2 separate regions of the Mus musculus genome follow, and region 2 is linked to region 1. A link is a loop called in an ENCODE intact Hi-C map of the cell type or tissue named here. Cell type or tissue: heart. All regions are shown on one strand. Each heading gives the region's core, and the rest is flanking DNA. Links, peaks and the distances in the headings are about the cores only.

The links. A loop is a pair of places that touch in the nucleus more often than their neighbours do. Peaks named below come from ENCODE experiments on the same cell type or tissue, not always from the same donor. Only the 100,000 strongest peaks of a DNase experiment are listed, where the experiment ranks them.
Region 2: a loop joins it to region 1, with 4 times the contacts of the local background. A loop is called at or near these places in 3 of 42 quality-filtered maps.

Annotation. Positions count from the first base shown.
Region 1 is chr11:71,691,761-71,702,693 of GRCm38, reverse strand. No RefSeq gene overlaps it. Among named protein-coding and RNA genes, the nearest start is that of Gm12326, 43 kb to the left of the region's middle. In heart, for the core only: no CTCF peak of the experiment used is centred there; a DNase peak (open chromatin) is centred at 5,493.
Region 2 is chr11:71,742,249-71,753,181 of GRCm38, reverse strand. Wscd1 (WSC domain containing 1) reads right to left here and starts at 2,167. Exons shown (of 9, transcript NM_001357965.1): 1 at 1,953-2,167. In heart, for the core only: a CTCF peak has its summit at 3,317; DNase peaks (open chromatin) are centred at 2,321 and 5,301; H3K4me3 peaks cover 671 bases; H3K27ac peaks cover 429 bases; H3K27me3 peaks cover 1,508 bases.

The DNA of each region.
Region 1 (10,933 bases), core at 1,761-9,760:
TGTAAATGTGCTGATTTAAACTGATCTTTAATGCAGCATCCTTGCCAAATTCCCTTGTGAATTCTAATAATCACATAATAGATTTGTTCTGTTGGATTTCCCATGTGACTCCTGAAAGAAATAGGAGGATGACAGAGAAGAGGCCTTAAATTTGGGAATCAGCTCTTGGTAGACTTAGTGAAAGCTGGGTCATTGGAAAAAGGAGGTGGGGGGCAAGTTAGACTGCAAAGCATTTTGATAAAGGTTCCCGGTTTTCAAGAGAACTTTTTGCATATGGTCTAGATTACAGACAAGTCAGATTCTCCTTTTTGTCCCATTAGGACTGCCATACTCCCACAAGGAGCCAAAGCCAGAAGTTGGTCTTGCTGATTGACATATTTTCCAAGCAAGTAGAGGGACACAATTTCTCAGATGTGGGCAGGATATTCTTCTGGCTACAGTTGCCAGTGATCCTGAGTTCCAGAGACCTGAAACCTTCAATCTTCAGGTCCAGACAAACCAGCATGGTTGGTCCTCCTTATCTCCGAGTTGGGTGACAAATGACATGTCCACAGAGACGCTCTGGGTGACGTTCTCTCTTGATTCACAGGACAACTTCTTAGGTGTAGCTTCCATCTCACGCCAAAACATAATTACTTTCTATGCAATAATCACAAGCAAGAGAAGGTATTCTAGGGATAACCTAGAAGTGTCTCTGATTTTCAGTTTAAAACATGAAAGTATTTGAAAAAGGCCAAAAATTATAATGAGTAAGAGACTATGGGCTACATGGCATGGATTTTCCCTGGAAGGCTGAGTCCTCAAGGAAGCTATAGACCGTCAGAGTTCTCTCTCTGTCAGGCTGGGTGCTTGAGGACCCAGATGTCCTGGTATCTGGTTCAGCAGGGACCCTGCCATGCCTCATGATTCTAGGTAACTGGACTCAGGGCAGTTTTATTTGCAGTAGGGAGAAGTGGGAATGGTGAGGTGTCAGGTCAGAAGCTCTAGAGTCAGACGATTTTAAGCTGGACTTGGTAACACATTCCTATTCCCGAGACACAGAAATAGGCAGGTTTCTGAGAGTTCAAGACCAACCTGGTCTACATAACAAGTTTCAGGTCAGTCAAAACTACATAGTGAGACTTGTCTTTAAAAATTCTTAAGCTTGGGATAAAGCAATGGTTCAGCAGTTAAGAACACTGACTGCTCTCCCAGAGGTCCTGAGTTCAATTCCCAGCAACCACATGGTGGCTCACAACCATCTGTAATGGGATCTGATGCCCTCTTCTGGTGTGTCAGAAGACAGCAACAGTGTACTCATATACATAAAATAAATAAATCTCTAAAAAATAATAACTTTCTTCAGCTTAGGTTTTAACTTAATCTTTCTGAATCTGAGCTTCCTTATATCAAATCTCTCAGAATAAGCCTACAAACCTCACCAGTTTGCAGCCAACAGAGTTATAATGGAGGTAAGGGTTCTGAGTGCCAGACCATGGGGTGGCAGGATGTTAGAGGACCAGCTGTTCACACCTTCTCCACTATCATCCCACAGACACCTGTAAGTTAAAAAAGACTTGAACCCAAGACCCTGTCTATTTAAAGTCTTAAAGAGGACCTGGCTCTCTAATCCTGAGAAGGTAATGGCCCACTTTTGCTAAGGTTGGTGTGTGTGTGTGTGTGTGTGTGTGTGTAAGAATCCAGTGTTGAGCAAGGTCTGCATTATGCACAGAAATCACACACTCTGGAGACTTTCCTGGAGAAGCCCTCTCCGGCTACCCAGATTTTGCAGTATGTCCAGTGGCACATTAAGGATGCTGCTGCGGAGATGGGAAGAGCCTTGGTCTCCTGGGTTGGGGAGAGAGTGAAATCTGCTAGGCCTTGTGAAATAATAGCTGCTGCCAGGACCCAGTACTTTCCTTCTATTTCTCCCACTCCCCCACCTTCTCTTTTCCCTCCTCTACCCTCTTAAACTTCCATGCCTCAGGTTAAAGGTCAAAGTCACAGGGATGCACCAAGTCAGTCATAGGTCCTACATGCTGAGCCTGTGGCTCAGGACACTGACACATGAACAATGTTGAGGGCAGTTGGTACATGAGAGAGAAGACTTTTTTTTTCTTTTAGGTCATAATTTTGGGTCACAGGCAGGCTTTACAGCTCTCAACAGAAGCCACAGTCTCTGGGTTCCAGAAACTAGATTTAATGGGATACAGGTTTCAGCTGCCCACAGCCAATTGATTTCTCTTTTCGAACTTTCAGTTTCTTACACAGCTAAATGGAAACAGTGGCACCCCCTATCTTAGAAAGTTTTTGTAAAGGTGGAACGAATGCTTCCTGGCTCTGGAAGATGATGGGCCAGGTTAGTTCAGAATCCTCCTCCAATACACTAATGCAAAATAATTGCTTAAAACATAGGACTCAGCACAAAAAAAGAAAATTCTCAGAAACAAAAGCATGAAGAGAGTGACTTGAGAAGGGTGGCGATCATGATTACACCACTAACCCAAGCTTTGCCATAGCAACATTGTTTCGTTCTTGTTGCTTAAGTAAAGGTCTTGCTATTAGCCTAGAACTTGCTATGTAGACTATTGGCATTTGACTCAGAGATCCACCTGCCTCTGCCTCCCTAGTGCTGGGATTAAGGTGTGTATAACCATATCTGGCTCCAGCAGCATATTTCAAAAGTTTCAAATTGGATGCAGCCCAAACATCCACCTTAGACAGAACAAATAAAGATAAATTCAAATGATAGAACATTGCCGACAATGACAAGAAAGAAGCTAGCTATACCAATAACGTGAGTGAAGTTTGCAAGCAAAGCCAAGTAAAGAAGACAGGGGAACATTTGCATTCTCTGAGTTTGTCCATAGATCGAAATAGAGATGAAGACAGAAACCCTGAAATTGGGCAGCTGATGCATGACTCTATGCATTTGTCACAACCCATGGAAATTTATGTCGAGGAGAGTGAACTTTAATATACACAAGGCTCTTTCTTCCTTCCTTTCTTTCTTTCTTTCTTTCTTTCTTTCTTTCTTTCTTTCTTTCTTTCTTTCTTTCGTTCTTTCCTCCTCCTCCTCCTCCTCCTCCTCCTCCTCCTCCTCCTTCTTCTTCTTCTTCTTCTTCCTCTTCTTCTTCTTTTTTCCAGACAGGGTTTCCCTGTGTAGCCCTGGCTGGCCTCAAACTCAGAAATCCACCTGCCTCTGCCTTCTTTCTTCTATTTTTTTTTAAACTAGGATGCCAAAACACAATGCCTTCTGTAACAAATAAGTATGTTAGAAACGCATTATATGACAAAACTGAAGTGTTGCGGGGTCGTGAGAGCTGACCTGAGAAATGATGGAAAGAAATGTTGTAGCACTAAAGACAGAATGATCTGAACTCAAGAATCCTATAACTGAGGATTGAACTGTACCCGAGGGTGGACCTGTGCCAGAGGATGAACCAGTACCTGAAGACGGACCATACCTGAGGACAGAGTTCTAGTTGATTATTTTGCTTCTCGCTGGAACATAGGTTGGCTATTCTGAAGTTACACTGCAAGCAAGGGATCTAGAGCTGAACAAATACATTAATAAGTGATGAGATTTCGGAAGCCAGATTTCTCCCCCATCACAGAATTACAGGGCGGTGAGGCTAGGATGTATGCGCTGACATTGGATTCAGGCCAGATGGTATAATAGAGACACAGATGGAGGCAGAAATAATCACAAGTCTGGATGCACACAGGGGCTACATAGTCACACATTTCTTAGCTGTATCCATTGACAATTGGGTGATTTTGCCAAGCTGTGGGCTTATATAAGTACTCTGAGTACATTTGGGGAAGTCTGGGCATTCTAAGAGATCAAGATGAGGTATACTACATGCATTGCATCATTCAATGTTACCAGTGCATTCAGGGCTTATTGGAATGAGCCCTATTATAAATTGAGGAGCATCTATACATGGCATTCTGAGACAGGTACATTGTGAGATACACAGTTGCCAAGGGGTGGCAATGTAGAGGGGGGTTTAGTAGGTATGACCCAAGGGAACCGTCTAAGGCAATGAACTGTTTGGAGTGATGAATAACTGACACTTTGTATTGATTGAAACTCTAGTAACATCACAACACAAGCAGAGAATCCCAAGGTATACAGTTTTTACAAGACCATTTAGGAAGCGGAGGTGCCTTCTGACTGTATCGTAAATGTATGGAACAACTCCCTGAGAGAGATGGGGGGATGGCAAGGTAAGGAGCCTCGGAAATAAGTCTATAAGTCAGAAGGCAACGGAAACTGTGTAAGCACTTTGTATTTGGAGAAGTTACTTTCCATGGAGGCATGGAGCATTAATTCTGAAACCTCTATGAAATCAAGCCTGGTGACAGCAAGTGCAGAGGGCCTGTGGGAGGAGCCAGCTCTAAGGGAGGAGGCTACAGATAAATGAGAAGAAGAAAGGGATAACCCAAATTCTAACTAGTTAGCATTATAGTCACAGTATGCATTTGTCTTTAGCTCACTATAGATACAGAAACTCAAACATTTGGAAACATTTACAGGTATGTGTGGAGCACTGGGCTGCACACAGACAGCCTGGTTGAGCAAAGGTCTGGAATCCTGGGGACTCAATGGGTGGTGATTTTTCTACATGGGACAGAAAGTGTTCGATCATGTCTCCTGGGCCCCTGGCTCCTGTCGGAAGTTAACACACACACACACACACACACACACACACACACCCCACCCCGCCTGCCCCGCAGGAGAGGTGTGTGGCTATCTATCAGTCACATAGGAGCAGCACCAAGCCTCCCCACATGCAAATGAGGTTTCCCCCAAGCTCTCAGTCCAAGCCAATGAGAGGTACCTGCTGTCAAACCCTGAAAAACTACATACAAATCCTATCCAGGGAATTAAAGGTGTGCGAAAACTACTCTGCCGTCTAAGTCTTTTGTTCCAAGAGCTGTAACACTTGGGAAGAGATCTGCTCTCCTGAAGGGCCACCGGAGGTACCGCTGCACTGTGCATATACACAGGTCAGAGAATACAAAGATCTCTTATTCTGTAAGCTCTGATGAGAAGCAACTACATTTGGTTCCATATACCCCAGGGAATATATTTTGAAGACCCCCACACTGTGGATTATCATCAAGCTCTGTGTATAGACTAGACTTCATGTACAATTCTACCATGATCTATACTGAATAAGTTACACACAACATACTTCCTATTGTGGATCGCAATAGCTCATGGATGTTCCTGCCCTCTGTGCCTTTGTTCCACCATCGTAAACTCTAACCCTCTAACCGTTTCAAAATTTACAACCTTTTCTGATATTCCAGTAGAATTTGTAAGAAAGTTAAAACTACATGGATGATTGCATCAGATGACTGAGAGTGGTCTGGTAATAGGACAAGTTCCTGTTACTTTCCCTATAGCTTCCTGGGAAAGGGAGCCATGTGTTTTGCTGAGTAAAGTGGGTGGAGCAGAACTCAAGGAAGCTGATAAGATCCTGTTACAGGAAGAGCTGACTCTGGTGCCAGCGTCTCAAGCAGGAGGATGCAATCTCTTGTTCTAGCAAACAAGGGTGGGGCATCTCTGAGTGAGTTTGAATGAGGCAAAACGGTTCTTGTTAAGGGAGCAAATTATGACTCTGAAACCCATTGGAGAAATTTACAGATGCTTACTGAAAGCTGAATTGACGGCCTTAATGGAAGGAGAAGTAACGTGGATGGAAGACTCTGGGGGAGAAAAGGGTATCTGGAAAAATTCCGATTCCTGGCAAGAGAGATGGAGAAAGAGCAATGGAGCTCGGGAATTCTGCAGAAGAGAGGAAGGACTCTAGGTGCCAGTGGGGTCAAGGACACAACAACAACAGCCACAACAAAAACTCCACAGATCAATCAACCTGGGCTTGCTGGATGGGCTCACCCGCAGAAACTGAACCAACCGACAAGCAGGGACTCTGCATGGAACTGACCAAGGCCCTCTGCATATAGGTTATAGTTGTGTAGTTGGTCTTCTTTGGGGTCTCCTAACAGTGGAAGCACCTGACACTTTTGCCTGCTTTTCTGGACCCTCTCCTCCTACTAGGACGCCTCATTTAGACTCAATAGTAGGAGAGGTACCTAGTCTCACTGCAACTTGATATGTCTTGGTTGGTTGATATCCATAGGAGGTCTGCCCTTTTCTGAGAAGTGGAGCAAGAGTGGGGGTGGAGCAGAGGAAAGGTGTGGAGAGGGGCTGGGAGGACAGGAAGGAGGAGAAACTAGGTCAGGATGTAAAAGAGAAAAAAAATTTTATATAGAAAATTGGAAAGAACTGGAACAGAGCTCAGCTACAGATAGAGCAACATTGTTGCAGGGTTTGGAGGACTTATGGAAACTTGAAGGACAACATGGGCAACTCTTCTTTAGCTCAGAAACTCCGGAAGTTTATGAACTGCTGACAATTTTGGAGGAAAGGAGGAAGCATCCACGAGCTCTAGAGGTGATATCTAAAGAGGAAGAGAGGCAAATTTGTGGACATTTTTCACTCAGTCAAAATGGAAATTTCTTGAGGTGATCAAAATACTGGTCTAGTGGAGCTTAGACAATAAAAATATTGTGATACTAGGCTTAATTGAAATAAACTATAATTAATGTAATATGCTCTTAGGCAACATGGCACACTATAAAATATTACCAAGTAGAAGGATGTATACATATAGAATTAGTATTTTGTGTCCCACCCCACCCAGTGCCAGGGACTGAACTCAGGGCCTCATACACTATTGACTGGCACCATCGCTGAGCTCATCCCCAGCCCAACAGTGCTGATATCAGAAGAGACAATTTAAGTTTTGTTGGCTTCGTTATTTAGGGCAGCCATAATTTAACGGTTTAATGATTGTTTACTTTTTCAGTTTCATCACCTTCTTTATGCCTAGAAAAAGGATAGTTAATGAAATACTATAATGAAAAATGATCTTGTTCATTTTCTTTTAGAGACACAGTACTGATGCAGTAGCGGAAGAGCTGGTTCTCACCCTAGGTGGGATGGGATGGAACAAGGTCTCACCACACAGAACGCAGAACAACTTAAAGCGTGTGAAGCATCTACTTCTGGGTTTTCTCTTTAGAATTTTCAGACTAGGTAACCGAAATTGTGGAAGACAATACCTTGAACTGGGGAGATGATTGCACATCCCATAGTGGTACACACAGCCAACATACACCTCTTAGTTTGCACTATTCTCAAAGTAACAAGAGAAGGACATCTTAGAGAAATGATTCATGCTAAGATTAAAGCAGAAACTGTGACTATAGGCCACATAGTGCCAGAAGGTAAAGAGATATTAAAAATATACCATACAAGACTGCAGAGACATGCTGGTAGTGAAGAGCACTTACTGTTCTTCCAGAGAACCTGAGTTTGGTTCCCAGCACCCATGTCAGGCAGTTCACAACTACTGTAACTCCAACTCCAGGAATCGAACACTTTTCTGGCTTTATAGGCTCATAAAAACATTCTCTCTCTCTCTCTCTCTCTCTCTCTCTCTCTCTCTCTCTCTCTCTCTCTCTCTCTCTCCCTCTCCTCTCTCTCCGTGTGTGTGTGTGTGTGTGTGTGTGTGTGTGTATATCTTAAATAAATCAGACTGCAAACATACATGCACAACATTGAAAAGACAGAGGAGCCACCTAAGAGACTCAAAATGGCTGTGGCTGGAAGAGTTGTAGCCACAAAATAAAGAAATAAATACCAATGGGCCCACACTGGCATAGATAAGTGATTGAATGAATAAGTGGTAGAGAAGAGGTAAATCTCCCCTGCAGAATAATTCCAAGTGGTTTAGAGAGGCACTTTGCCCTCCAAGATATGAATACCACCCTTCATCCCTAGACTGCAACCCCAAGGCTCCATGACAATCAGTATGATTTTGGGTGTGAGGGGTTAAATTATCGTTACAGCAGAGAAACCTGACAAACATCACCCAGCTCATGGGACAACAAAGCTGACACCAACAGCCACATGTTGTGCTGATCTCAGGGGCCCTTGCTCTGCTGATGAGAGAACAGCTCTTTCTGCAGCCTTCTTCCCCCAATAAGTATCTTTAGTCAAATTATGAGACAAATGTTAGTTAAATCCGAATTCAAGGTTAGCCTACATAGTACTTGGTTAGAGCTCTTCAAGACTGTCAGGCTCCAAAACAAAGAAGGCTAAAGAGGCTGCCTTATCCCCGAGGAGCCAGAAGAGATAATGGTGACAGAAGGTAAGGTAGCATTTAGGTGGGAATCCTACAACCAAAGAATAGTTGGTACAAATTAATAAAATCTGAATGAGATGAAGCTAGGGAGATGAGTTAGCAGTCAAGAGCACTAGCTTCTCCTGAAGAAGAGCCAAATTCAGCTCCTAGCACTGATATGCTGACTGAAAACCACCTATAAGTCTAATAGTCTAATTCCCGGGAACCTGAGGTCCTGTTCTGACTTCCACAGGCAACCAGGTATATGGTGTGCACCATACACATGCACACACACACACACACACACACACACACACACACACACACCTGATGTCTTCTGATTTCCACAGGCAGCCAGGGATATGGTGTGCAACACACACACCTACATACGCTCACTCACACACACGTTAATTAATAATATACATAAAAATAAAATAAATCTACAACAATTAAAATATGAGTAAAGTGTGAGATTTAGTTAATAATAAAGCATCAGCATTGATCTGTGCAATGTAAAAAATTTATTGAAGCAATAACAGCAAGATTGATACCAGAAATGGGGTGGAGAGACATCCAGAGATTCAGTACCATTTCTCCAAGTATTCTATAAATAGAAAACTATTCCACAATGAAGACCTTACTTTAACATATACGGAGACAGAGAAGAAGAGGATCATAATGAGAATAATAGACTGAATCCCAAAGAGAGACCTAGATAGAGGAGGAACTGAGGGGCTCTGTGAAGGGATGCTGGGGATGAGCAGAAGCAAAGATGGGAGGCACCCAAGGTCAGATGAGAGAACCTCAGCCAGACCGTTCCCTAGTAGGACTCAGAATTCACTTCCAAAGGAAAGTGGCATGACTGCTGGGTGGCGCTAGCTTTAGGGCAAACCCATAGCTCCTACAAATACCAAACTAGATAGAGATTTTGGTGAGATGGCGACTCCATTGGCATTTGTGGGGCGGGGGGGGGGGGGGGGGCGGAATGCAGGGACTCTATTTAATAATGGTATGTGACTTGGTGGCAGACTCTTTTGTTAAAAACTGAGCTGTCCCTGGGACCCGAGATCAGGGACCATCCACAAGTCAAGATCTTCAGTTTGGCTTGCTAAGAGCTTTTGGGTGAAAGCAAGCCGAAGGGCAAGGGTGGGGAGCAGCTGGACGATGATGGGCAGAAGAGTGCAGACAGCAAGAGGCTGGCTCAGGCAGGCAAGCACATAAGGAGGAAGGCTCTGCCCTTGGTTGTAGGAAACTGTCACCATCAACTGGGAATCACACTGGGGTCTGAGCACTCCAGCCTGAGGTTGCAGAAGGTAGGATGCTGGAGGTGCTTTATCTGTCAGTCACTGCTGAAGATCAGGAGAACTCCAAAGTCCCAGGCATGTACATGCTATTTACAGGATCACCCCCTCCAGCAGGGTGATTAAAACCTAAGAGGACTTAGAAGAACTTTTTTGCCTTGATTTCCTTACTAACTACACATCATACAGGATTAAAATCTAAGATATACAAAGAACTGTAAAAATTAAACATTAAACAGCCAAATTATTCAGTGAGTGAATGGGATTACTGACTGAATAGATGGTTCTCAAAAGAGGAGACACGGATGCTCAATAAACACTTGAAATGGCATGCAGGATCCTCTGCCATCAAGGAAACACAAATTAAAACTGCTTGAGATTTCACAGACAGAAAGGCGATTAATCAGGAAAATAAATGGCAAGAAATGTCACCAAGGACTTAGAGAAAGAAGAGCCTTTATACACTGATGGCAGGAAGGTGGAGTCTTGGAGCCACTATGGGAATTAGTAGGAGATTGTGGGTCTCCCTGATCTTGTGGATTATCAGCCGATACAGTCCAGATGGGGCTGTGGGAGCAGAGACATCGAACAGGGCGTTCAGAAGCTCTGTGACTATGTATGGTGAATAAACCACACTGGACCACAGTCAGTAGGTAGATGAACTTTATTTAGAGTGATGGAAGGCTTATAAAATTATGGGGGTCTGAGGGTAGGGACATCCAGGATGGGGTTAGGATGTCTGGAATGGCTCGTTAGCATGGGGAAACATTTCAGGACTCTCAGATGTTGGCTGAACAGGCTTTGTGAGGAGAAAGGAAATTGGTCCTATAAACTAATTCAGGCTACATGACAGTCTTCAGGTAGAGGTGTATATGGGGGCTTAGAACTCCCCAGAGGAGATCAGAGAAGGAGAAACGTTGCTAACAAAAGGGAGTCTCCCATATTATGCAGAGTCCAGAGGCTTTCTGGTTATGGTGGACCTTGACCTTAATTAGCAGAGTTTCCCCACAGGAGATTTTTTAAAAAGCCAAAAGTCAAGCAAATGAACAAACAAATAAACAACAACAGCAGAGGAGAAGGAATTACCTATAAACCAGTTATACTCCTGGGTATATATCCAAGATTTTAAATGAATATACAGCATAGATACTTGCACACCAATGCTTTTAGCTAAACCATTTATAGTAGTTATCAAATGGAACCAGCCTTAATGTCCATCATCTGACAAATGGTCAAAGTATAACGACATGTATGTATGTATGTATGAGGATGCCGTGATGAAACCCAGCACAGTGTACACTACCTCAAAAAGCTAACTTAAAAAAATGAACCAAAAACCAAACCAAGTCTGTACCTTAGAAAAGTAATTGCCACACAAACAGCAGGGGAACATAGATTTACTAAATACATACATACATACATACATACATACATACATACATACAAGTC
Region 2 (10,933 bases), core at 2,015-10,014, 50 kb before region 1:
GTCATGCCCCCCAAATAAGCAGTGCTGACCTCCAGACCAGCCTGGATCAGATACTGGGATGCCACCTGTGAGTATGACTCCCACTCCTGTTGTATGGACATAGACCCCCAAGGTTTAAATGCTGAGCTGCCCCCAAGTACTTGGTCTTAATTTCAAAGAGAGCTGGTCTCAGGAAAACTGGCCAGGATGGAGCTAGATGAGAGTACAAGCCAGGAGTATCTGCAAAGAGAAGTGCAGCTCTCCCATCAGTCCCTGCTCACATATGGCTCAGCCTGGACCTGGAGGCTGTGGGTTCCCAGGCTCTGCTCAGTGATTCTACAAGAACCATCTGTGAGACTCGCTGACTAGCGCTGCAGTCTTTGGGTTGAACTAGCCAGGCTGAGGCTCACATTTAGCAGCAGGCCAAATGATGGCCCAGAAGGTGCCACCTGCTGGGGGAGGCAGATAGAAGAAAAGGACAGGGGTCTCATCTGCTGTCTAAATCCAAGTTGCTCTCCACTTCTGGTCAAAGCATAGGACAGTACTGTCTATGCCAGGGACTTCAGTGCCCGTTGAAAAGAGGGATCTCCTCACCCCAAGATAAGTTTCCTCCAAAGATCGATGGGACAATTTTGGGATGGCTGGGAGTAGTCATGATGTCAGGGAGATAAGGGGACAGTTGCACCCACTACCCCCAGCTTGGTAGCTGGCCAAGCTGCCCTCAACCACTACAAAGGAAGATGCCTGGCTCTTCCCTGAACCTGGGGGCTTAGCAGCCCCTCCCCACAGGCATCTTCTTGAGGGATTTCAGTTAAGAATATATGTGTGGTAGGAGGTCATGCTTGGAAGAAACCAAACCTACACAAAGAAAGCTCTCCCTAGCTCTCTGGCCAGCACGTGTAGTCATTCAGTTAGATAGCCACCAAGTGAGGATACTGTCTACAGAAAGAGCCACCCAGCCCAGCATAAAGCTCCTCTTATTCTTACAATCCTTACAGCCCTCACTTCCCGTATCTGATGTTGAGTTCCTGAACCCCACGTATGGGTTCCTACCAAAGCTGGTCCGTAGATATAAGAATACTGTTCTCGCAACAGGAGAGAAGAGGTGACAAAAGTACAGGGGAGTACCGAGTTTGTTCATTTTGTCTGAAAAGTAGCCTACAGCCTACGACGGAGAGTGAGGGCCGGGTCCCAAGGTAGGGCTGTGGGTGCTGGAAACTGCCAATCTGTCAGCAAGCAGATGGGGCAGAGGTCCTATTCCCATTCGGACTCCCCGTGGACTAGCTGGTAGGACTAAGACCATCAGCGGAGCACAGACACCCAGAAAAGCAGTTAGATAGGTTACCCTGAAGCAGCTGACCCAGCCAGGGATGCTTCTGACTAGCAAAGAAAAACAGCACACAGAGCATCCAGCCACGAGTCTCCATCCACACCTTAGAAAGATGCAAAGCGCGACACCGGGTAATTTCTTCCAACAAAATACATACGTTTCTGTTTTGCCTCTGCCTGTGTTCAAGTTCATCAAGAGACCGGAGAAAACCCTTCGCTGACCGGAAGCCTAGCTTGGGAATGGAACGAGAGAGGGGGGAGCAGCTTCTGACGAACGTCTCCACCTAGGAGGGAGGCTGTGCGCACCCCAAAACCTGCCCTCAGCCCGACCGGGGAGTCAGACCGGACGTCCCCGGGATTCCGGCGGAGAAGCGGCTGGTGCAACTGCCTGTGCACATCCAGCCAAGACCAGACGTGGTGAGATGCTACCCACACATCCGCCACGGTCCTGGCGCGCCGGCCCCGGGAAGGCGCCTCGCCAGCGCGCCCTGCGCCCCAGCAGGTGCAACCCCGCGCCCCCAGCAGGTGCAACCCCGCGCGCTCCCAGTCGCATCTACACAAACTTGTTTGCCCGGGGCGGGGGTAGATCCGGCTCGCAGCCCGTGCTAGGGTCCTGGCTGGGAGACCTCGAAGACAGGACTCACCCAGCGATCACAGCCGATTGGGGCACCCGCCTTCCGGGGCGCCAAGCCCGCAGCCCGCAGTGCCCAAAGCTCAGACGCCTGTAGCAAGCGCACCCGCGCTCCCAGGCCCGCGTCGCGCAGCTCCCCGAGGCTGCGGACTTCCGCGCTGAGCAGTGGCGGAGCGGGCGGGCGCCCAGCTGAGCCGCGGGCGCGGAGTACAGCGAGTGGCGGGCGCAGAGCGGGCGAGCGGGCGCCCGGTCTGCACATGCTCACTCGCGCGGCCCGGGGACAGCGGCCGGCCTCCGCCGGGTCCTAGAGGCTTCCGCGCACCCCCCTCTTCTAGGCTCCCAGGAAGGGTCGCAGCTTGGCTTCGTGGCGGGAGGTATGTGGGTGATCTGTCCGGGCTTGCGAGACAACGCACATACCGCGGGTGACACGCACTACTCGCCACCGCCAAGACAAGACGTTGACCACTCTGTTGCACCCGCCCAGCCACAGCCTACCACTGCAGCCTAGCCGGCTCTAGCACGCACCATGGTGCTCACACCAGACGCACACAGGAATACACTGGGCATCGCCACTCGCAGCAGTACGCCGCCACACTCAGATGCAGACGTGGTGGCAGACGCACAGTGGCTGATACAAATACACACTGAATCACCAGACACCCACACTCACACACTCTGTACTCTGCTCCACTCACTCAGAAGCAAGCTAGGACACGGACAGTTGCACACACATACAGAGCCACACAAATTTGTACCACTCTAATGTAAATACCCAGGCACACACTGGATTACTGTCCCATACTGGGGGAGCTAGGCACATTCACCTAACTCTCCTTGACACACAGCCACTCAGAAACAAGCACTTGCTAGAAACACACACACAATTTGAGACAGTACCACAGAATTACAAAATGGCAAAGATACTCACACCATCTCCTTACACACCTGGGGTTCTGCCAGCAGCTTATCACTCTGCCCACATTGACACAGGGAGACAGACCTTCTTGATATAGAGTGTAAAGGGACATTGCCTCACTGGTACACACACACACACACACACACACACACACACACACACACACACCACAGAGAGGGGGGGCACATAGGTCTATATACAGCCCTCCTTTTAAATAAAGACTTACCCCACTGGGAAGCTCTGCTCCCCCTTTCGAAGCCCCCAAGTCACAGCATCTACCCTGCTCTTCCTTAAACAACAGTGGGTATAGTTCTCACCCAAGACTGACAGCCAAGATGTTCTTGGAGGCTGCTGGATGCTGGGGACAGGATGAGAGGAGGCATCAGGAGCAGGTGGCAGTGGCTCTAACGGACTTCCTGAATGGAAGTTTTTTACTTCCAACTTCCGCTAGGGGCAGAGCTGCTCAGCCACTCAGAGAAGTGGGCTTTCAACAGGTGCAGGGCAGCAGTGGGGCTTGGAAGGGGACCCGTAGAAAGCTTCTGGCGGTGCAGTCGAAAGGCACCCTGGTGGGGAAAGGGCTTGTTGAAGTTTACACAGAAGAGTCTTGGGTCTGGGGATGAAGGTTGAACTCTTTGGAGCCTTGGGAGTTTTGGGTAGGAGCAGAGGGATTTTGTGCTATCTCAGCATTCCAGGCCTGCAAAGAAAGTATCCTCTGCATAGCCTTTAATCATTGTTATCAGCTGTAACTCAATGAATCCTCTTGCAATGTTGTCTTGTGTTTGAACCCTCTTCAGGACTGACTGCATAATTTATAGGGTCCAGTGGCAAAAAACAAACAAACAAACAAATTATCCAAGATGCAAAGGTATAATTTTTTTAATTTTTTAGTACATATTTTCCTCAATTACATTTCCAATGCTATCCCAAAAGTCCCCCATACTCTCCCCCCCCCACTTCCCTACCCACCCATTCCCATTATTTTGGCCCTGGCGTTCCCCTGTACTGGGGCATATAAAGTTTGCGTGTCCAATGGGCCTCTCTTTCCAGTGATGGCTGATTAGGCCATCTTTTGATACATATGCAGCTAGAATCAAGAACTCTGGGGTACTGGTTAGTTCATAGTGTTGCACCTACAGGGTTGCAGATCTGCAAAGGTGTAATTTTAAAACAGAGTTTAGGGTTATTGGGAAACAGACTCTTGTGTCTTGCACAGGCCGTAAGTCCATGAAGTCACCCATGACCCTCTTATATCCTTTGTCCCACTTAATAGTTATGACAAACTACCTTCATTTGCATCCACTTCAAAGACAATGCTCTTGATGCACAAAAGGAGATGGTTGCCCAAGGGTTGCAGTGAGGACAGCCCTGAGAACCTCCAGATGCACTCCTCGCGATTCTGGGCACTGCTCTGCAGCTGCTGCTTCTTGGGAGGAGATGTCACCTAGAGCAGCAGCCACCTGAGATGTGGAGCTGAGTTGTCTGTGTGAAGTGTATGAAGGGTGGAGGGGATGTTAAGGGAAGAGTCCCGTGTCTGATTGCACCTGCAACGCGCAGCATGCCAAGAAGCACCTCCTGGTCTCCAGGTAGGTATGCCTGCCAACTTGACAAGAGACACTACGAAAGGAGGTACAAGGAGGAACCCATAGAGTAGTGAGTTGAGAAGGGCGTGGGAAAGGCAGTTTGGGTGTCAAAATGGGCATGAGTATTTCTGTGTTGGAATAAAGCCTTCCTCTTTAGCACTGGTTGCAGATAAAGGTTCAAGAAGCCAGCTTGGGTAGCCCTGATAGCAACACCCCTTTCAAACCATGCCAAGCCCCTCCCTGTGCCTAGATCTCCTTGCCACATAGCTAAGATCCACTGGCAGTTGGCTCCATATCATTTTCCTCCCATATGTTAAAGGCATCCTAATGCCCCATGGACTTCTATGGTGGTCCCACAACAGTGTTGACACAGATCCAGCTACTCCTGCCTGAGTAATGCGGTCACCCCTGCTTCCCCTGCAAGGCTAAGACTAAGAATTAAAATAGTCTCAGCTCGTACTACTCCTGTCTCGCTGGGTTTGCCTGTTTATTCCATCTGTCCCTGTTTGTGACTTTAATCATTAGATCCCAAGTTTATGTGTTGCCTTCTAACTCCAGCTCCTGGGGTTTTCCCCTCCCCTCCTCCATTCTCCCTCTCCCTCCCCTCCCCTTCCCACCTCTCCCCTTCCCTTTCCTCCCTTTCCTTTGGCTGGCCTCTCCTCCTTTCTCCTTTCATGTCACTGAGAGCGACGCCCATCCTGTGTTAGATTCCTGTTGAATACTGGACACCGTTGATCCAGTCCACTACAGAAGCATCTGGCATGGAAAGCTGGACAAGGAATGGCCCCCCACCCCCAATCTGGACCAATATGTGTGTACGCAAAGCAGCACCGGACACAGCATGCGATCTATTTTTGTAAGTATTCCATGCAAGGGTTTTTCCTGAGGAGCAGAAGTGCCACATGCTGTTCAGTGTTACCCAGGCCCCCAGGTTTGTAGTGTCTGCCCCTTCTCCAAGTAGCTCATTGTCCAGGAGGCCAAAGGAAGTCCAGCTAGAGCAGCCGCCCACTGTCCACTCCCCAGGCCTCACAAGATTGACTACTCCTTTCACTTTACATCTTTTCTGGCTCATTGTCCTTTCTTTAACCTTCAAAGGCCCCACAGCTAGAATTTGAGCCCCCAGATATCCAGGGGGAGTTTCTCTCATATAGAGCTATTGTATACATAACCCTTAGTGCATGCTCATTCAACATTCATTAAGATTTAGTTATTTGTGAGATAGTTTTACTTCATATTACAGACTTGCTTGGAACTTACCCTATAATCCAAGTTAGTCTTGAATTCACCTGCAATCTTCCTGCCTCAGTCTCCCAAGTGTAGAGGTAGTGTTCTCAACCTGTGGGTCACAACCCCTTTGAGGGTCAAACCACCCTTTCACAGGGGTTGCATATCAATATCTGCATTTACCACATATTGACATTACAATTCATAACAGTAGTTAAATTATAGTTATGAAGTAGCAAAGAAACAATTTTATGGTTGGGGGTCACCACAACATGAGGTTGTATTAAAAGGGTCACAGTACTGGGAATTTTGAAGACCACAGTGAAAAAATTGTAGGTGTGAACCAGTTTGTTGGTTAACACTATAAAGTTTATAAGCTCTCAAATCACCCACCAATGTCCCTGGGCATACCTGTGAGGAATTATCTAGAGTAATTCTCTGGTCCTGGCTGTGTACAATTATCAAAATGATCTTGAGATGAGAAGACATATTTTCAGTATGGGTGATGCCATCCTACCAGACGAACAGGTATACAGAAAGGAGTAAGTGATCTGAGCACTGCATTCGGTGTTCTCTGCTAACTAAAATTGATACAATGACTCCATCTGCCTCAGGTTCCTGCTGACATAGCTTCTCCATCATGAAGAACTGTATACCTCCAAACTGTGAGCCAAAATAAATCCCTTGTTCCTTGAGTTGCTTTTGTTCCATATTTTGTCTTAGTGGCAAGACAAGCCACCATGCCTGTCTCAAGTGTAATCAATTTCTAAGGTTCAATATGTGTAACGTGACATTTTCCAGGAACCCCGGTAGGTCTCTAATGGATGCTGGATTTCTTCTGAAGAACTCAAGAAACTGCCTACTCTTGCTCTGGTTGCAGACATCTCTGTTGGTCCCCAGCAATCTTGTGATTGGCTCCCAGAGTCAACTAACCGCCAGTGTGACCCTGGAGAAAAGGGGGATACTCACTCTATGGTATCCACCTGTTGGGGTGGAGGTTGTGTCAAAATGAGAAACCAGTGCCCATCAGCACTTGGAGCACTTGTTTGTGTCTGAATGCTTTCCTCTTTACCTATGCAGCTATTGCTCCACTGCTCTGGCCTTTAAGGTCCTGTGAGGACTGAGAGTCCTCAAGCAGCCTGTGAAGGCTGCCTTCACTCCCATACATCTTCTGAGGATGTGACCTTCAAGGATGGGGAGACTCTTTGAGAACATCTCTGAAGAGAAGACCCAATTTCCTTTCTCCCTTCTAGTTTTTCGCATGGTGCCATGAGTGCTTCATGCTGTACCTTCAGTAAGACTGGAGGCTGGCTCCAGTCGGCACTTTGCTGGGCTGTAAGTATTGATTTGCTTTCTCCTGTGAATGCAGCAGTGACTTAAATGTGCCTCTGCAAAGATACCAGCTACACACAGATGGCAACTGCACCCCCTGCTGAGATGGGCCTGCAGAAGGCAGAGCTGTGGGGGTGTGCAACAGGGCAGCAAGCCTGTGCCTGCCTAGGATCAGGCAGCCTCCCTCAGTGCTGGTCTGATGATTCCCAGAGAAGCTGGATTCCCAAGACATGGACCAGAAACCCCAGAAAGTTATAGAAATCCAGAGGTGGTGAAAGGGCACAATGCAAAAGATTTCTTTGGTTGGCGTGATCTGAAGGCTATTTATTGTACTGGCTGGTTTTGTGTGTCAACTTGACACAGGCTGGAGTTATCATACAGAAAGGAGGTTCAGTTGGGGAAGTGCCTCCATGAGATCCAGCTGTGGGGCATTTTCTCTATTTGTGATCAAGGGGTAGAGGCCCCTTGTGGGTGGGACCATCCCTGGGCTGGTAGTCTTGGATTCTATAAGAGAGCAGGTTGAACAAACCAGGGGAAGCAAGCCAGTGAGGAACATCCCTCCATGGCCTCTGCATCAGCTCCTGCTTCCTGACCTGCTTGAGTTCCAGTCCTGACTTCCTTGGTGATGAATAGCAGTATGGAAGTATAAGCCGAATAAACCCTTTCCTCCCCAACTTGCTTCTTGGTCATGATGTCTGTACAGGAATAGAAACCCTGACTAAGACAGCTGTGTTGCCTGGTACAAGCTCATGTCTCTGGATCCCGGTGTCTAGCTGAGGAAAGTGTATTGCTTCTCTCAGAGGTAGTGTTTTAGTTTAGTTTGTTTTGCTTTCATTCCCACTAGCACAGTATCTAGTCTGCAGCTCAAAGATCTGGGAGCAAATTCAGCTCTCAGTCTTACCATTTACGAATACTTTTCTTTGCCAGGCAGTGGTGGCACATGCCTTTAATCCCAGCACTTGGGAGGCAGAAGCAGGCGGATTTCTGAGTTCAAGGCCAGCCTGGTCTACAAAGTGAGTTCCAGGACAGCCAGGGCTACACAGAGAAACCCTGTCTCGGAAAATTTAAAAAAATTAAAAAAAATAATACCTTTCTTTGAGGCTATGACTGCTCTAGCTTGTGTTATCTCTGATGGATCCAGGAAAAATCAACCAAGGACCTTCTAGAAAGGATTAGTGGTTCTAGATCCCATTGAGCATGTTAAAGACTCACAGAAGAGGTCAGAATAGTAACATCGGCTAGAGTTCGGAAGGAGTTGTTCTACATCTCGTGGATGACTTTGAGGAGTTTAAGACAACAGTGGTGGTAGCTGTGGTAGGAAAAGTTAGAGTTAGGCAATGAGAACTGGGCAAGGAGCTCAAGGATGGACAGAATTGTCCCACTCTCATGATGAACGACACGGTTTCTCCAGATGGAATCTGCTCTGGTGACCGTGATGTGAACACTGCTGAAATGACCAGGGATCTAGAATGTCACATCACCCTGGCTGACAGGCAGAGGTGGGATGAAAGAGGATTTGCTCTGCTTTGGAAGGAAATTCTCCCGTGGGGGAAACACTATGGCATCACGGTTCAGACTGAGAATGTTTGATGCCCAGGTTGTGCTTCTAGAAGAGTACAGAAGTAAGAGACACTCTGATGATTCTTCCAAGTCCCCATCCCAGCACTGAACCGAACAGCACAGCATGTACTGGAATGAGAGTCCTTACATGGGGGTTACAGATGTCTGGTTCCATCTTCTATTTTGTAAAGGCAGAAACTGGGTGAATCAGAGGAATGGAAAGCCATGAAGAACCTCAACGTGCCAGCATGGGCTGGAGTAGACATGAAGTCCATGGTGTCAGCTGTCAGCTAGAAGGTTCAAAGCTAGCAAGCAAGCCCTAGTACAAGAGGATGGTGCAAGTGCCTCCACCCTGTTTTTCTCTCTCTGCCTATCCTGTCTACCCATCAGACACTGATACTTAAAGAAGCAGCAGCTCGGCTTTGTCCCGCTTTTAAAGATTTCCCTGTAAGTCTGTCACCAAAGGTCTTGAACCTGCAAATGATCTCAATTAAGCTACTGGCATACTTCTCACATACAGCACTGGTATAAAAGACCAGGTTTCAATTTTTGAATAAGTTAAAGCTCACAGTCAAGTTGCACAGAGAATGGGATTCTCCCATACCTCCAATCATTTTCCCCGTGGCCAGCATCTTGTATTTCTATGGTTGCTTTTGTCAGAATTGAGACCTTGGCTGACATTGGTACATGGCTGGTAGCTAAACTCTGAACTTAATTTGGATCTCACCAGTTTCTCCATTAACATCCCTTTTCTGCCTCAGGGTGCCTTGCAGGGTTGCAGAATGCTACGAGCTGTCTTGTCTGCCCAGTGAGCGTCCTCTGTTGATGGTTTCTCATGGTGCCTGGGCTTTGCATGACCTTGACAGTCTCAGGACCACTGTTCAGGCAGAATATCCTTCAAGCTTATTGCAAATCACTGGGTATCTCAAACTAAGGTGGTTGTAGAAGGTCCTGGCATCATGTGTTCACAGACACTGCCCCTCAAAGCATAAGGCCCTGACTCCAGGAAGGGAGAGCAGGACAATGACTTGAGGAAAGACAGGGAAGAAATACTTCCACAGAAGAGGTTCTAACAGAATCAGGGCGGGCAGATGGCTGGAGGTTGAAATAATATTCTGGAGATATCAAGTTCTGAATGTGCCACTGGCAGATTATCAAGAGATAGAGCCAGGATACAGGGCCATGTCTTCATTCTCCATGCCTCCTGCATCCCAGGCATCTTTAGGACACAGGTGGAGATACTCATTCTTTCCCTGTCTCCTCTGCATCTTAGGTGACCCAGGGATACTGGGGGGTCTTTTGATAGGAAGAGCAGCTCTCCCCAGCCTCAATGTCTAACTCTGAGCCTTCACTTCCCGTGGAAAGATCCATCCATTTCCCTAGTGATGGGGAGCTCTTGTTTTCTCTGTGTATCCACCTGTATCTCCAGTCCTCCCTCCATGCATACTTCTTCCTCAAGTCTCCTCCATGTGAAAGACGTCTCCTAGTGGACCAGTGAGATGTCCCCACTACATCCCTCCCTCAGACATCTAATTGACTATAACAGAAATTGTCCCCTTCTTCTCTAATGCCAGTCAGAGGCTAGCCACTCCTTCCTGATGCCAGTCCAGAGAAATTTCCCCAATCTCTCCCCACACTCGGTAGTGAGGTCACTCCTCTCTCTTCAGCCACATGAGGCTCCAATATCCTCCACTCCCAACTTGTTCCCTGTCTCATCCACAGGTTCCTCTTCCTTTCTCACTCATAAGGATGATCCTGAAAGTTCTGTCCCTGATCCTCTTTTCTGTTTGCTTTTCTACACTAGACCTATTCTCTTCTCTGCTTCAACTCTACCCTCAACCACAGCTGGCTACCCAGGGTCTCTTCTAGAAGGTTCACTGGCTTCTAATACCTCTCATCCCTAACCTTGCAGCAAGCCTCCCTTTCCTGTCCCTGAGCATCTTTTATCCCCTGAATGCCTTCCCTGGAAACATGGCTCTACCATCCTCCAATGGCCTGACGTAAATTCCCGAGTGTTAGCTTCCATATTTCCTTCTCTTTTGCCCATTATCTCATCCATCAGTCATCCATCTCACACTCCTAAACCCTATTTGGACACCTGTCACCTCAAAGACCCTCTCCATTGTGCTGCCTGCTCAACATGGATGGGGACTTGACAATTCCCATGAACCCCTGTGGTGCTCTCACTGTGCACAGATAAGCTCAGCCTCAAGGGCTGGGCATCCAAGGCCTTTCAGCCCCAAGCTCATCTGAAGTGGAAACTCAAGAATTCTTTGGAAAGTTGGTTGGATGGTGTTTTGCTGGGGCAAAACCAAGAAGGAACGTTTTGTTAAAGTGGACATGAGTGTGAAAGACTAAGGCAGACTTGTGAAGGAGTGTTTC